3 separate regions of the Homo sapiens genome follow, and regions 1 and 3 are each linked to region 2. A link is a loop called in an ENCODE intact Hi-C map of the cell type or tissue named here. Cell type or tissue: heart right ventricle. All regions are shown on one strand. Each heading gives the region's core, and the rest is flanking DNA. Links, peaks and the distances in the headings are about the cores only.

Region 1 (5,772 bases), core at 416-5,415, 140 kb after region 2:
AGTAGAGTTGCACAAGAGTCAACATTAAAGTGATTCAGTGCCCGATGGAGAAAACTTCTTTTTAACTTGAGATTGGAAACAATGTGGTGGTTGGGGGCAATTTTCTAAGAGCTGCTAATAAATTTGAATATTTCCCTAAAAAGCTGCTTTCTGAACTTGTTTCTAACCAAGAAGATAAGCTTAATCATCTTCCAGTATTATTACATAGCTTTCATTAATATTGAAAGGAACTAAGTGCATGTAGAGAAGGGGAAATAAAGCCATTATTTAAGCTTAGTGGTGGTCTCACATATAAAGAAGTGAAGAAGTGTCAATAAATACACTAATTGGGCATAGCTGGCTTTTTTGTTGTTATTTAACCTTTAGCATGTCTTTTTGTTTGTTTGTTTGTTTGTTTTTAACTTTTAAGTTCAGGGGTACATGTGCAGGGTTTATTACATAGGTAAACTTGTGTCATGAGGGTTTGTTGTACAGATTATTTCATCCTCCAGGTATTAACCCAAGTACCATCAGCTAGTTTTTCTGATCCTCTTCCTTCTCCCACCTTCTGCCCTCTGATAAGCCCCAGTGTGTGTTGTTCCCCTCTATGTGTCCATGTGTTCTCATCACTTAGCTCTCACTTTTAAGTAAGAATATGTGGTATTTGGTTTTCTGTTTCTGCATTAGTTTGCCAACGATAATGGCCTCCAGCTCCATCCATGTCCTGCAAAGGACATGATCTCATTCTTTTTATGGCTGCATAGTATTCCATAGTGTGTATGTACCACATTTTATTTATTCAGTCTATCGTTGATAGTCATTTAGGTTGATTTCTTGTCCTTGCTATTGTGAATAGTGCTGCAATTAACATATGCATGCATGTGTCTTTATAATAGAATGACCTATATTCCTTTGGGTACATACCCAGTAATGGGATTGCTGGGTTGCATGGTATTTCTGTCTTTAGGTATTTGAGGAATCGTCACACTGTCTTCCACAATGGTTAAACTAATTTACACTCCCCAAACGGTGTATAAGCATTCCTTTTTCTCCACAAAGTTACCAGCATCTGTTATTTTTTGACTTTTTAATAATAGCCATTCTTACTGATATAAGATGGTATCCTATTGTTTTGATTTGCGTTTCTCTAATGATCAGTGATGTTGAACTTTTTTTTCATATGATTGTTGGCCACATGTACGTTTTCTTTTGAGATGTGTCTGTTCATGTCCTTTGCCCACTTTTTCATGGAGTTGTTTTTTTTTTTTTTTTTTTTTTTTGAGACGGAGTCTCGCTCTGTCGCCCAGGCTGGAGTGCAGTGGCGGGATCTCGGCTCACTGCAAGCTCCGCCTCCCGGGTTCACGCCATTCTCCTGCCTCAGCCTCCCAAGTAGCTGGGACTACAGGCGCCCGCCACTACGCCCGGCTAATTTTTTTGTATTTTTAGTAGAGACGGGGTTTCACCGTTTTAGCCGGGATGGTCTCGATCTCCTGACCTCGTGATCCGCCTGCCTCGGCCTCCCAAAGTGCTGGGATTACAGGCGTGAGCCACCGCGCCCGGCCGGAGTTGTTTGTTTTTTTTTTTCTTGTAATTTTGTTTAAGTTCCTAATAGATGGTGGATATTAAACCTTTATCAGATGTATAGTTTTCAAAAATCTTCCCCCATTCTGTAGATTGTCTGTTTACTCTGTCGATAGTTTCTTTTGTTGCACAGAAGCTCTTTAATTAGATCACATTTGTCAATTTTTGCTTTTATTTTATAACAGTGATCTATAAGATGTGAAATACAGTCTGTCTATAATTCAGGAAAAAGTGAAGTCATTGATTACTCAGGTTTTTAGATAGAAATATTTTAGTAACTATTCAGCTTATAAAGATTAATAAGTGAAATGTGTCACTCTCAGCATATAGTTTTATCTCAAGTTCATATTTTATGTTATTTTGTAATATTGGTAAAAATGATTATAATTTCACCAAATTTTTGCTAGCTCCAAAGCATAAAAATGTGAGTTAAAGATTGCCAATAAAGGTAAAGCATTTTGTGTATTCTCTCTCTGAGTATGACTTACATATTTATTGCTGGAGGTATTCAAAGACATGAGGCAATGACAGTATAAAAAGAATAATTTCCAAAACATCACCTTTTATAGATAACTGGCAAAAGAGAATATTCTTAATGTTTAATTATTCAAAAAAGTTTGTTCATGTGATGTAATGCTTGTTATTATTATTATTTGCTTAGCACTATAGGCTTGGCACAGTGCTTACAAAAGAAGAAGAGATGGTCTCTACCCCAAGGACTTAAAACTTGTTATGTTACTAGAGAGTTTATGTGGGTGGAGTTTTCTTTGGATACAAACTGTACTGGAGTTAGCTCTTTCTCTTTCTTTTCAGCTCACACAGTTTGATATAAACTTAAGTGAATGAATTCATTAATAAAAGCAGATTTTCTATTTTTATTTCACCTCTGGGCTATTTTATACCTTTGGAGCACACAAGCACAACAAAAGGTATGTTTTACAGTTAATTGTTTTTCCCTTTTTTATCCTGACATCGTAGATAATTAAGCAACAGCATTAATGGAACCCAAGTCTCCACTCCTATAAATGCCTGTGTTGGGCAGAATATAGATTCTTTCTTTCCTTAAAACTAAGGCAGGCTGGTGACAAGCCTATCACTTAGTTTTAATTACAGCCACTAGTATTCTGATGTTTCACTGAACAAAATGAAGAAATCCAGATGTATTTTTTTCCATTATTATATATATATAGTAGAATCATTAATCAGAATGGATTGTTTTAAAGGTGAGATTGATCTCACATATTTTGATATCTGACATAGTAGTAAGTGTATGCTCATTGGACAGCTGGCAGTTTTAAGGGATTAAAACATTCTGAGATTTGTCCTGGCAGAGGCAGTATGTGGAAGCCACTGTTTATGTTGACTTTGTGACTAGTTAGAGTTTTTCCCTGGAATTGTAGTCACAGGACAGATAACTAAATGGCAATATCTGGGAGAAGGCTGAGAAAGTCAGACATGAAAAGTGTGGGTATAAACAAGAGAGTTGAGTGTCAGAAAACTTTGAGGGCCTTGGAGTTTTTGAGACAATGTGGTTGAACAAATGGAGGAAATACCTGTTCCTCCTACTTCATTGCAGTAATTAAGAAGAGGAGAAAAAGGCAGAGAGATAAGTTAAACAGTAAATGATTGAAATAAGAGATTTTTGTAGAATCACAAAATGGATTTGAGGACTTTTTTAAGATGTGGAAATACTTGTTCGGATCAGACAATACCAATGTAAAAGGAGTTCTACAGTTTTTCCCCCCTGATTTATGTAAAGTTTATTTATTTCAACTCAGTGCCTTCTAAGTACAACTTTAGGAATTTTAGGAAATGTGTGCCTACTTGGTAAAAACCAATGAGAACAATTTTGCTTTCTCTCGGTAAAGATTAATATAGATGTGTATGAAAATAATCATCTATGTATTACACTCTGATATTGTATATTGGAGACCTTTAGAAAGTTCTCATTCATTGTAACTATGACCAAGAAGCATCTTTATATCTGATAGATCAAATAATCAGGTGAATTAGGTTTCTAATGTGGTATATGATGTTTTTAGTTTTGGGGGTTGGGAAACTCTTTGGAATCATTTTTCTGACAAGTGACTTACAGTGTAATGAATATTCTTTCTCCTTTTTCCCTTCCCCTTCCTTTTCCTTTCTCCCCTCCCTTCTGTCCTTCCTTTTTTTTTTCATTTAGAAAGAGATTGTTTCTAATTAGTCTGTATGCTATGTGCTGAGTTGTGTGATAGTACCCAAGACATGTATCTTAAATTGTATGCAGGGTCACCTTTTTGATTAAGAACTGAAGAGTACTGATTGGGTTTCTTATATAAACTAAAGGCACTCTAGTCCACTTTGGGCAATCAAAGAAACTAAGGAACTGTTGGAATTAGTTTTACTATTTTGGGGGTGATGAAGATAGGATAATTAGAAAGAAATTATAGTCTTTATTGGGCCAGCAGTTTACTAAACTTGAATTGGGATTTGTGAAATTTTAAGGCTTACTGAATATTTGCTCTCTAAGAACAGGATAGAGAAATAATCTTGATCTTAAAAGGAGAATTTTAAATTTTTTAGAAAGATCTCTTACAGTGAGATATCCTGTATAACCATAAAGTTATAACCATCAGGGATGTCCCTAGTTGTGTTTCTCTGGCATTTCTTCCACACAGAATGAGTTCATCTCAATTGTTGATGTTGGTCATTTGTTGAGTGTAATTTAACTTAGGGATAAAAGGGATAAATATCCAACTGAACCAAAAAGGTAAAGTTTATAAATTATCTCAAGGATACTACACAAAAGATAAAACTCAAATATGCCTGAAAGAAGGTTGTGGATTGGTTGAAGTTATGATTATATATAAGACTGTTAGAATGGCCAGCTGTGAAGCAATTTGAAATATCTAGAGGGAACAGCCTGCACCTCTCCCACAATAGTACCTAACAGTGCTCCAACACTTCCAAGTTTCTGTGGTGGGGAAAGAATGGGAGAGAATAGACAGTCGAGGGTCTATACTTGGCATAGAGAAGTTAACCAAAAAACAGTTGCTGCTTGTGTTAAGAACCTGTATGTGCTAGACATTGTGCTAAGCACTTACATGTTGTTTTTAATCCTTTCAACTCTATTGTAAGATAGCTTCCTCCCCTGCAATACCCAGTTGGTTTCTCTAAATTCTGATTTCTTTTTTGCCTTCTTAGCACTTAAAATGATTGGTATTTATCACATATTTGTATATTTATTTAATGTGTAGTCTCTACACTAGTCTAAAAGCTCTGTCAGGGAAGAGACCATGACTGTTTTGTTCAAACTTGTATATGGAGTTTCTAGCACAGTGCCTGATGTATAGTATGTTCCCAATAAATGTTTGTTGAAAGAATGAGTAAATGAACAAAAAATATATAAAGACAAGGAAGGAATGAATGAAAGGAAGAAAAAGGCAGAACTGGGATTTAAACAGTTGATCTGAGTTTGGAACCAATTTGTTCCCATTCCGGTACACCAGCAGGGTTTTATTTCATTTAGAATATTCTCAATTACAAATTTATCTGATAAAATTTTCACAGGTTGAGCTGTTTCAGAGCACCTCAAATATTTGGCCCTAGAAGTGTTATATCTTAGTCTGAGGCTGAATGCCATGAAAAAGGCCTGCCTAGTCCTTTTCTCATCCTATTGGAATATTGCAACCATCTTATGGTGATAGTTCTCTCTAGAAATACAGATTCCAGGGTCTTGATTTTTAGGTTTCTGTTTCTCCTACTCAAAGAGAGTGCACTTCTCTCCCTCTTTCTCTGCAACTGACCCTTAATCTGGTCCTTGGGCTGCTAAGTTGACTTTCAGTAATGGACAGAGTGATTGTTGCCTGCCCTGCTGAGTTTTTTTCCTGGAGGAGAAGTGTGTCACTGTGGGAGGAGTTGGGCTCAACCAAAGGAGCACTTAGCCTGGCAGGTGCCAGGCACAGGGGCTTGGTTTGGTCTTTTAGCAGTGACCCCAGTTGTGCTGATTAATTTTTTTCATTGTTATTAATAAATACAATTGAGAGGAATTGTTTTGTTTTTGCATAATGCTTTTGACCATTTTCATGTCTTTTTATTCCTTATGCCATCTTTAAAAAAACTTTACTCTGCCTTTCCGTTCTGCTTTCCAGGAAAGGAGGAAACGTAAGCATGATGAGAGTAAACACTTTGTGGATGTGATTAGGTCAAACAGGAAGTAGCTGTCTCCCAGAT
Region 2 (5,772 bases), core at 352-5,351:
CTCCAGAACACTGCCACCTACATATGTTAGGAATCTCCTGTGTGAATTGCTTTTTCTTTTTTTTTTTTCAACGCCTCCTCCTCCATCGTTTAAAATGTTTCTCTTCCCCCATTTGCTGAGATCCTACTAAGTGGTGTGTTTTCATCATCTCTGCTTCCTTCATCTCTTTCTTTTCTCTCTTTTGACTACTTCTTTTTTTCGTTTTCCTTCATCCTTCTTATTGTTCATCCTAATATCCACCCTTCTTGTCTTCTCCCTGGCCTGCCTGTCCTTCCCCTTCTCCGTTTGTCTCGTGACTCGCTTTTGTGGTCCAGTTCTATCTCTTAGTACTTCTCAACATTCAGCCCATGCCTCCTTCTGTCACCTAACTTTTCCAAAGCACAAGCTACCATTCATACATTTTCCTTTACCATTTGACTTCCTCACTTTCTCCAGTTTGCTCCTTTTTTTTCTCCCCGAGTTGCCTACCTTTTCCACGCTACAGTTTGCCTTTCTCCTGACTCCTCCTCCCAGCAGCCCTAGCCCCAATAGAGCTCTTTTGGTCGTTTTCCCCTCAGCCTGCCTCTCCCCCACCTAGTACTTGTCCCCATTCTCCTCTGACCCCGACTTTCTCTCTTCTTTGTCTCCTTCCAGTTCTCCCCTAGTAGTTGCTTCACCGTCTCTTTCCAGGCGCTTTCCCCAGTTCCAACCTCTGGTCTCGCCGATGTCTCTGCCCTCCTCTCTCTTTGCGGCTCTCTCTTGCCTTTGCCTCCCGCTCTCCCCTCCTTCTTCCCCCGGCCCGCCCTCCTCCCTCCCAGCTTCTCTGCCTGGCTCGCTGCCTCCCTCGCCTCTTGTCTCATCTTGCCTGTGTTGTCTGGGAGGGGAGCCCAGCCTCCTCTCCCTCGCTCAGATCAATGCCCTGGCCACTCACTTTCTGATGTTGCACGACGGGAAATGCTTTGAATACTTACGACATGGCCGCTCACACTGATTGCCAAGATTGACAGCACTAACCATCGCCTTCACTTGTTCCAGGGTGAAGCCCCTAGTCACCCCGCTCCGCGCGCACCTCCTGGAACCCCGGCGGCAAACTTCTGCCGCTCTGCGCTGCCCCCACCCGGGGCGGGACACCCCCGCAGACTTGAGTTAACGGGCTACGCCGGCCGCGGCGCTGGGGGGTTCTGTTCCCTTGCTCCCCGGACTGTGACAATTGACCTAGCACCGACTCCCCTTCCTTTTAATTTTTTTTATTTGTATCTTTCCCTTTTTCTTTAATGCCATTTACTCCTGCGGCGCAGCGCACAAGGAGCCCTCCCGCGCGGTACCATCCTGGAGCCCGCCCAGGTAACCGGGACGGAGCGAGCGATCTCGAGAGCGAGGGAGGCAGAGCCAGGGCGCGCGGCCCGCTGTGAGCTACCTGTTGGGGCGCCGGAGGGGGCAGGGGGCAGGAGCCCAGGGCCGGGCCGCCGTCCCCCGGCGTCTTCCGCTCCTGCCCTTCCGGGCACTCCAGGGTTAGTTTCTGTGAGCTGGGACCGAGGGGCTGGGGCAGGACAGGCAGAGGGACGAGAGCCGAGCGAGCGGAGCCCCGAGAGGGCGCGGGTGGCCGGGAGCCGCGGCTGCCGGGCCGGGGCGGGTTTGCGTACTTGGCTGGGGAGGGGAAAGGAGGAGGAGGAGCGGGAGGAGGGCGCTCCGAGGGGCCGACGCGGAGGGGGAGTGGAGGGAGAGAAAGGGGCCCGGGCGCCCGCCGCTCGCTGGTGGACGCGCTGATCCCGAGGATGCGTCCCCCTCTTGGAGAGTTGCGCCTTGTTCCGGAGTGACAGATCTGCGTGGCGGGGGTCTGTTTTTCTCCCCTTCACCTCCCCTCCAAAAAATCCACCCTGAGAAAACACATGTTGTAGCCGTAGATAACTGTGCGTAGGACATTAAGGCAAAAGGGCAGGGACAGGGACACAACGCAACCTTTGACAACAGAAAGCTGTTATCGCCATCCTAAGTATTCGTCCGGAAATCTGTCTGCCCTCTCGGCCCACCTCACTCCTCCACCTCCGCCTCCCCGCATTGGTATTCTAATCTATATAATTGGGAATGATGTGAAAAAGAAGTCAGGTGGCTTAGAGAATGAATTTGTAAGTCTCCGTGAAGTTCGAGGTAGGTATTTCATTGAAGTTCGCTCAAGTGTGTGATAGAGGAAGCTTTTGTGGCTGCGTGTGTAGTCATCCCTCCTCGTTCTGTGAAAGCAAATGCGTGTCGGCTTTGAAGGTTCAGATGGGACCGCTAGGCGGTAATGCCCTCCGTGCCCACAAGAGGGCAACATCCCGAGGGCTTTGTGAGCGCTGTATCTCTTGTTACCGCCGCAGGCTTGGGTTTAGAGAAAGTTACACTGAAACTTTTAAAAAACTGATACCACCTCTTATTTCGCGATACTAAAAAAAGAAAGATATAAAGGAAAAAAAAAAAAGAAAAAAGAGGGAAGTAAAGAGAGAAGAGAGAAAGAGAAAGGCAGGCAGCTAGCCTACCCCGGGAGAGCCCTAGTCACACCGAGACTAGGGGGAGGGCTGTTTTAATTGTGGGTTTGGCCGACTGACGACTGGAGTGCCCTCCTCGGCTGTCTTAGTTGTAGCCGGAGGTCATGTAAATCGACCTTAAAAGAATGCATAAGCCATAAATTAAAATAAACCCTCATCCAAGGGCTGATCCATACGTAGACAATATCCAACCTGGACAAAACGGGCTTCCCTTGCGAGCCGACCTAAACCGCATCCCCCAAAGAATAGAGACTAAATGCAAAGTAAGTTTCCTAGCAAATATTTTGTTTTCTTGAAAAGTGTTGGGTTGATTCGCTGTGTGACTGAGACGCCACAGTGTTCGGAGCGCTTCAGTGTCACCCAGGCTCTGGGTGCGGGAGGTCGGGAGGACCCGCTGAGCTTCTGGGCTTCTTAATGCTACCCCCACCCCACCCCCATTTCGGTTTGGAAACTTAGGCTGTTTGTGGGGTTGACACTGGTTGAGGGCGGGCGGGAGTCGAGGATCTCCGCCGCTCTCTCGCCGGGATAAAGTTTACTCGGAGGAGTTCATGAAGAAAACCCGGGTCGCTAGAAAACGCTTGCGCTCCCTCCTCCCACCCTCACCCCACCGCCGCTCCGCCGCAACTTTTTCGGGACACCGCTCGAGTTGCCTCCAGCTCCCTCCGCTTGTCGCCCTTCCTTCCCCCTCCCCCCGTTTTTGGACAGTACTTTTTAATGATCTTTTCAGGAATAAACAAACCGAATTCCAAGCCCATCCGAAATCCAAGGCTGACTGATCTGTGGTCCTCTTTACCCTGGCCGCGAGGGCAGTGGTGCCTGACCTGGCGGGAGCGGGGGCGAGGGGTAGTTCAGCCCCGCCGGGCGCGGACTTCGCCAGGGAGTCACCCGGCCGAGCGCACGGTCGCCGGCACGTTTCTTCCCCGCCCCGCGTCCCTGAGCCCAGCCGGCGCCCTCCGTCCTTCTCGGCGCCCTGCCGGGGCCCCGCCACCCGCCGTTCCTCTGCAGCCGGGGCCGCGGTCCGCTGCTCCCGGGCTCGGCCCAGGGCAGGGGGCGGTGCTGCCACCCGCCCCGGGACCCAGCCCGAGCCCGGCCGCTCCCGCGGGAGCTGCTTTCTTCCTTCTCCCTTAAAGGGCCGGGCAGAGAAGGGAAAGGGCTTGTGCAAAGGCTGCTGGGGTTGTGCTCCGATGCCGGGAGGAGCGGCCCGGGGCTGCTGAGGGCAGATTAGCTCGGTGCCGGGCTGCTTCCCCGGCGCTCCGCAGAGCTTTAAGATAAAAAGAATTGGTGTGTTCGGAGCAGATAAAAGGTGGCAGTCGCCAGCTTGTTTTGAGTTTTATTTACGGTCTCTTAGGCGGACCAAGTTTGAAAATGTTGTTTTGTGTGAATTGTCAGATATTGAATGCAGCCCCTATTTGGGGACTAAAAATAAGTCTTCGACTGAACTGGCGGGGCTGGGCTGTTAGCGAGATGGGCTGTCCTGGGCTGCTTTTGTGTGTGAGACCCTGTGAGGGCCGCGCTTGAAGTTTAGGGCTAGAGGTGGCCCGAAGCCGTCCTTGCGGCAAACTGGGCTGGGCTCCGGACCTCCCGCTGTACTGTCAATGGGCGCTCGGATGACGTCCGCGTCCCGGGCGCCGGTGCTAGCCGCGTACTCCTGCGGCCGGGCTTTGGCCCTGGCTGCACGGCCCAGCCAGCAACCCGGGGGAGTAGAGATGAGAGAGGGCCCCTCTACTCCCGCCCACTAGGGTCTTCTCTCTCCTGCCCTTTCTGGTCACATGTCCAGGTTTTTCCCCGGGTCCCGAGGAGAACAGACACAGCCCCGCCCAGTTTATTTCTAGGAGGTGGGTTTGGTGAATAAAAAAGGTCAAGTGGTCAGGTCGGCGAGCTGGTCCATGGCGAGGAGGGACAGGACGGACACCTGGCAAGTCCTGCCCTGCCTGTCCCCCAACCTTGGTCGGCCCGCCCGCGCACGGCTGGCCTCCCTAGGCCACATTCTTGCACAAAGTTCGAGAGGCTGTGGGAAAAGCAACCCTGAACCGGCCAAGGGCCGGCGAAGCTGATCCCGCAATGGCATTTTGTTTTGAACAGTTGCTGGGGTTGACGTTTCCTCATAAGGTAAGGTGTCACTGGACAGTCGGCTGCCCAAATGCCACATGTATAATTAGCCTGCGCACTCAGCACCTCGTCCCCGAGGCCCGCAGGCACGGGCTTGGCCGACCTGGTCCGCTCAGCTCTGTTCTGGGTTCCAGGATTCCCGAGGGAGGGCCGAACCTGCCAGGGCAGCCTCGGGAGGCCGTGGCAGAGAAGAATGTGACAGTGTAGCCTTGTCTTGGATTTTTTTTTAATCTTTTCTTTTCTTCTCTTCCTATTTTATCTTCTTATTTTTCGGCTGTTCAACTATTGGTAAGAGGGGTACTGGACACCAGCGCAGAGTGCAGACTGAATGGGGAAAGGAGATGCAGAGAAAATCTGGCAACATACCTATTCTTCACATCCTACTCGTGGGGGAGGGCTGCTAGTGGCCCTCTGCACCAACCCAGTAAGACCATTCCAGGCTTGGCATTGTATGTCCTGGCTTGGGTAGGGACTTCATGCTTCTAGGTTGGATTGTTTACCTGTCTCTGTGCTCCCTCCCACCCCCACTCCCAAAGGTCTCTCAGAAGTTAATATCCGTGCTCTGATTGCAGCTTCTGGTTTCCCCCTCCAGGCCTAGCCGCTTGGGGCTGCTAGTGATCACTGTGGGAAAGCCTGGGCAGATCTACTGTCTTTCCCTATCTTACTCTGGTTCAGCCTGGGGTTCTTAGGAGCAGTAAGTACCTTGTTGTTTCTTGAGCTTCCTACCTGGCTTCCCAGATCCCAGTGTCAGGTCTGCTTTAGCCTGCACTTTCTGGCAGAGACCAGATTTCTGCAGCCATGAACATGACTTTCCCTCTGTTACCCTGTGCAGTTACTCTGGAATTCAACACTCAACATTAGGCACTTGCATCAGTCTTCCTCCTCCCCCCTTGTTTCTAGGCCACTCAGATATGTCTGATACCTACTAGAAGACTCTTTTTTATTTCAAAACAAACAAACAAGCAAACATCCTAAATCTTTCACAAGTTTAGTGGGACAGGGTTAGCTTTTCTTTTTTTTTTCTTTTTTTATTTGAGACGGAATCTGGCTCTGTTGCCCCGGCTGGAGTGCAATGGCGTGATCTCGGCTCACTGTAACCTCCGCCTCCTGGGTTCAAGCGATTCTTCCGCCTCAGTCTCCCGAGTAACTGGGATTACAG
Region 3 (5,772 bases), core at 403-5,402, 250 kb after region 2:
TTCTAGAGGCTGAGTAGTATAAGATATGTTTGGGCAGTACATCTTGCCTGAGGAGCCTGCTACAGGCACTATGGAGTTGACTGGGGATATGGAACATAAACATATAGGAGGAAACAAATACATATCTATTTTGATCCAATTAAATGAATGTTACACAAGTAATCGTGATAGGAATGCAATGGTGAACTAATATTTTGTGGACAGGCTTCTGGAAGAAGTAAGATATTAGCTGAGCCTTGAAGGTAGAGTCTGGAAATGTAGAGATGGGGAAGAGTTCTGTAGGGAAGGAAAGAATCAGAATATATACACATCATAATGTAGTGGAAAGGGTGCATCCAAACAGACTAGGCATCACCACCCAAACTCTGGTGATGCCTCTTACTAGTTGTACAACTTTAGATCAGCTACTCAGTCTCCCTTCTCTTCTGTGAAATGGGGGACAATGATATTTACTTTTTAAGATTATTGTAGGTCTTAGACATAGCCTGTGCAAAGCAGCTAGGATAGTTTTTGACACATGGTTAACATTCAGTAACTGATATCATTAGAAGTATAGTGTAAAAGTTAAAAGCATGGGATTTGGAGTCAGACAGGACTCACTTGAATCTCTTCTCTCTCATTTACTTTGTAACCATAGTCAAATTACTTAACCACTTCTAAGCCTCACTTAGCTCATCTGCAAATGGGGATAAATTGGTAGCTTTGTTGTGGGGTTGTTTTGAGATTTAATGAGGTACTGTGAAGCATAAAGTAATGAGCTTGTCGCATAGTATGCACTCAGTACCATTAGCCATTAGGTTGTTATTTTTATTAGTATAACTTCTCTCTTCTTCTTTGATATTTCCTTTGTGATTATTCATATTATTTCCTCCTCTTCGTTCCCTACTCGCTTCATCTACCTTCTTTCAACAACATTTATCAGTGGCATTTGTAGAGACTTAAAATGGAGACTTGAAAGAACGTAGAGGTAGAGAGGAACTGGTCAGTATCACATGTCGAGCAGAACACCAAGGACAAGATAAGAAAAGGACAGGTAGGCACAGATAAATACAAATGACAGGAGCATAAACATATATACAACCTTTTGGATGAGTCATCCTTCCTAAGGCCACTGGAGATTTTTTTTTCATAAGGGAAATTCAGACCTACTACTCCCTATGTTAATCCAATGATTTCCTATTTCCCAGAGGATAAAACCCAAACTATTTTGAATTGCATTTGAAATCCTTTCCAATCTGTTGTCATTCTGTCCTACTAGATATTTTTCCTGCTACTTCCCACCATGCACTCCATAGTTCAGTCACTTCAAAGTTCTTCCTCTTCTTGGAATGTAACCATATTCTTTTATAAGTCTCAGCCCTTGCACATCTTGGAATGTCCTTTTTTTTTTTAGTTCCACCAGACAAACTTCTCGTTCTGAGGACCCGGTTAAGTGAGTCTTCTGTAATGTCTCTGATCCCTCCAAAATGAGGTATTTGTTCCTTCTTCTGGGCTCCTACAATATATCTCTCTAGTACCTGGTTTCTTATCCTATCACTTTTCAATGGTTTATTTTCCATTTATATTTCTTGCTAGACTGTGGACTATGGGAAGTTGCTGTCTTATTTATATGCCTCTGTATGTCTGTCTGGCAGTCAGTATGGTACTTGACACAGTGCAGGTAGTCAGTAAATATTTGTAGGCTAAATAAAAGAGGTAGTAGACACAGAACTGGCAACTTCTCTGGTTCACAAGCCAATTTTAGTATTTCTCCTATTAGGATTGCCTTAGAGTCATAGGCTAATAAAATTTCAGTGTTAGAAACATACCTCATTTTACAGATAAAGAATTGAGGCCAGAGAAAAGGGATTTTCTTTTCTTTCTCTTTCAGGTCAAACCATGATTCTGTTTCCTTCAGAACACTGTGGCAAAATATCTACTACTTGAAAGGAAGCTTATTGAGAAAAATCCTGCTAATTTCTTTCCCTCTTATGGCCTGTCTTCCAGATAATTTCTCCAAACACTTCTTATTTAGGTGTTCTTTCTAGACCAGTAATTGGGGCATAAGTTGATGCTCTGCCACATGAATCGATGTGCATATATGTATATTTTAGTCATGTTGTGTTCTGTTCAGCTGCTAGATGTTCAAACCAACTGGGTTTCCCCTTAGTTACCCTGTTTGTTTGCTGTAACACTTTCCTGTTGGTAGAACTATTTGTTCTTTCATAATAAAATTGAGAATTTTCTTGTAAAATATATTTTTAAGGTAAAACAATGTAATGATTTGTCCTGGCATTCTATAATTTTGAAAGTCGTTGATGGCAGGAGAATGGCAGAGTGGAAGGATGTCTCCTAGTTATAGTTTTATTAGTAATGTGCTGATGTTTAATGGTTTATCAGGACTGAATTTATTTGAAAAGAAAACCATCTAATGTGGTCAGAGTCATCTTTTGTTCACTATGGCTCTGGCCCTTTTTGGGGAGTAAATCAGCTTTTTATGTATACATTCTGCATGGGAGCTGTAATAAGTGAGCACATGTTGCAAATGCTGTGACCTTCAGTCAACTAGAGAAAGATACCTCTTCTAATCAAAGGCAAAAGCCACGATCTTTCTTGTTGTAACTTACTGTTGACACAAGAAAGGCCAGAGAGATTGACATCAATCTCTATAGAAACCATTAACCAATGCTGAATAAATCTGCAGCATTGAATCCATATGCATGCTTGCTTTTATTATTCTTGACCTATGGGCACACTTCAGCATTTTGTGGGCTTTGTTTTAAAAGGAATGTTTAAAATGTAGCTAGTTATTATGGGATTTCGTTGGTGAAATAAATTGTTTGGGTAGTCTAAATAAAAGAATCCGTATTATTTTGCATCTACTAAGCATTATTTGTTTAGGTGTGGCTTGGTTTGATTCCAGATTAACACACAGCGAAGGCTGTCACTTTAGCTGGGTGTAGCAAAAACCAAGTAGTTTTATACATGTTTTCCAAATGATGTGCAAGCAATGTGTCATTTGATTCTAATTGTGACTTTATTGGCTTGTGGTCCCTCTTTTTTATTCTTTAAAGCATTAACAATGACTGTGTTGGCTGAAAAGACATACGTCTTTAAGAATTCCATGGATGCCCAAAACTCAGTTGGTTATAAGTACTAACAATTGCCGACCGTACGCATAGCAGAAATAGGCTCTGTAAATCAGAGCTTCAGTGCTCTGGGCCCCTCTTCCTTAATTCTCCCGCACAGAAATCGTATTTCTAGTTGAGGAGGGTGAGAAAACAAAAATGCTTTTCATTTCATTCTGTGCTGTACATTTTCCAGTCTGGGTGACTAAAGCTGGCCAGGGTGCCTATTTTTGGAAAGAGGAATTAAGATACTTTGGAGAAAGTAGTGCACTGTGTGCTGACATTCCAGATGGCCAAACTATAGTAGTACCAAGCCCAAGTTTTTGAGCCTTTCGTGCCAATGATGACCTCATGAGGTCCAGCCTGGAGAAATAGAGACATAGTTCTCCAACAATGATGAAGAATGGCTTCTTCCTTTCATATTTCTATTGAGTGATCTCCAGTGTCCTCCTCTTTTCCTGTCTCTGACAAAATTAGCCTTTTATAATTAACAATTGTTAGTTTTTTGGCTTGTCTTTCAGACTTCTCTTAGAGTCCCTTTCACCCCATCTACTTATTGTATCCTCTCTACCAAACAGAAAAACTTGTGATATTTTTCTCTTTGGCATTCCTGTCTTTTCCTAGCAGGCTTTTTTAATGGGGACTGTGGGAGATTTTACACTTGATTTGTTGAATCTGAACTCTTTGCTGTAAACTCTCACCACACAGAAGAAACTATCTTTATAAATGACAGAATGGACCTGGCCTGAATGGCGCTTTGTTTACTGTTTTCCTAAAAGGGGCCCCTCTATATTTCATCTGTCAAAGTTGCTTTTCTTTCTTTCAACAATGCTTGATTGTTTTCACAAAAATTCAGGTTCCATAGACAGGAGAATTCTGTATTATATTTTCCTGCCAAATTCCGATCTCTGTTTTCCTTCCCCTGTGCTCACAAAGGGCTCATAACTTACTGTCAACTGTGAGGCAAACCACAAAGCTCCACTGTTGCTCAGCAAATAGGCTCTATTGGATGATGGCTTGACTAGCTTGTAAAGTTTGCTTAACTGTAGCAGCAGTGGCAGAAGGTATGTGGGGTACTGTATCTCCCAACAGGCCAAGAGATTTCACTTCTTTCATTTACTTTTATGTTTTTAACTCCTTTAATTGTTGAACAAAGTTAACAGTGTTTTGTTTAGCAAATTAGATGTTGCTTAAAGTTATGGCTACAATTGGTAGCCTGAGACTTGGCAGAGATTAATTAGCTGTGGGGTTGGGTTTTTTTTTTTTTTGGTTGGCAGTCAGAGGTTTCTTGTGATTTGGGAAGGTGTCAAAGGTGTTATGCCCTCAAGTTCTGAAGTTCTGGCTGATGTGGTAAGAGAAAGCCGGATTGAAGAGTGGAAGAGCAGCCACTTCATGTGAGTGATTTGTGCTTCCTTTAGCTGTCACAGGTCTTGGCTGTATTACTTTACCTTTTAATTTTTCTAACTTCAAAGCCTACCTGATTGGGTGGGATGATGGCTTGTTAAGAAAAGCTTATGTTATGGTAATAAGGTAATAACTTGAAAAGCATTTTTGCATGACATTTGTAATCTTGCTAGGGAATTGCAACAGACTATTTAAAAACAGATTTGGTTTTCCTGAGGGTTGAATATGCATACCTTTATTTGTAGCATCTCGTAGATTTTTAACATGTGATTATTTTTTCTGTATAATCTAAGGTCCTGAGTACTATTATCTATGAGGAATCATAGATTCCCTACATGAATCTTTTCAATAAAATCAATCTTTCCAATATACACGGCTAGTTTCTAATATATGCTGCATCTGATAAGGTATTTTATGCACTATGGTAAAAGATGTTTTTACTAATGAAAATATTTAATCATAATAAACATTTCAAAGAAACACAACTGACAAGCAGACCACTGGGTAATTGCTGATGTGTTTTTAGTAAAAACTTAAAATTATTAATGTTCATAAGCTGCTATAACTAAGCAAGACTGGTATTACATTGAGATTTATAGTATTTAATGCTATAACTATGTATTGAAAGTATTATTTATATAAAACTATAGTAAATTAAATTGATGATTGGCAAGTGCATTAAAAATAGTGCTTTATCAATGCTTTTCAATTTACTCCTTTTTATTCTGCGATACATTTCTTTTGAATTTTTCTGAGTAACACACACCTTGAATTTGTTTTCCATCATGCCTGTCAAAGTTCAAAATATTAATTTGTTTCTTTCCTTATCCAGCTTTCCTAGATACCTTATTGTTTGTGAGTTTGGTCTTTAGGCAAGTTTATCTTGATGATGGAACTTTCAGCTTCAAATTGTGGAAATAGTGATCTCAAACTACACATGGAATAGTGTGTCATTGTTCTAAGCTGTGGTACAGTTAATAATACCTATTTTGTGATAATGAATTGACCAGAATACCAAACAGTTAGTCTAGCAAATCTATGACTCCTCAAGTTGATTTTCTAAAGTGAATTGTGAGAGGAGAATTTTAAGGTAAGCTGCTTTCAATCAGCTCATGAGAATGTGCTGGGGTTCTTTAGCACACTAGTAGCAACTTGATTTTAGACCTGATTTAGAAATAAAAAAAAATTGTGTGAAACAAGTAACATTTTGGAACATTTAGTGTTGGGCCAGGGGACAAGAAAATAATCAGGCTTTGAAAGG

What was found. Peaks named below come from ENCODE experiments on the same cell type or tissue, not always from the same donor. Only the 100,000 strongest peaks of a DNase experiment are listed, where the experiment ranks them.
Region 1: a loop joins it to region 2, with 2.3 times the contacts of the local background. A loop is called at or near these places in 9 of 110 quality-filtered maps.
Region 3: a loop joins it to region 2, with 2.2 times the contacts of the local background. A loop is called at or near these places in 24 of 110 quality-filtered maps.

Annotation. Positions count from the first base shown.
Region 1 is chr11:16,462,418-16,468,189 of GRCh38, reverse strand. It overlaps a transcript of SOX6 not described here. Among named protein-coding and RNA genes, the nearest start is that of SOX6, 110 kb to the right of the region's middle. In heart right ventricle, for the core only: no CTCF peak of the experiment used is centred there; no DNase peak of the experiment used is centred there.
Region 2 is chr11:16,602,896-16,608,667 of GRCh38, reverse strand. It overlaps a transcript of SOX6 not described here. Among named protein-coding and RNA genes, the nearest start is that of C11orf58, 130 kb to the left of the region's middle. RefSeq lists enhancers at 545-1,044, 1,045-1,546. In heart right ventricle, for the core only: CTCF peaks have their summits at 2,272 (motif pointing right) and 5,197; DNase peaks (open chromatin) are centred at 837, 2,267, 4,207, 4,567 and 5 weaker places; H3K4me3 peaks cover 5,000 bases; H3K27ac peaks cover 5,000 bases.
Region 3 is chr11:16,354,823-16,360,594 of GRCh38, reverse strand. It overlaps SOX6 (SRY-box transcription factor 6), which reads left to right and starts at 4,049. Exons shown (of 16, transcript NM_001367873.1): 1 at 4,049-4,501. RefSeq lists an enhancer at 3,051-4,364. In heart right ventricle, for the core only: no CTCF peak of the experiment used is centred there; a DNase peak (open chromatin) is centred at 3,434; H3K4me3 peaks cover 845 bases; H3K27ac peaks cover 3,799 bases.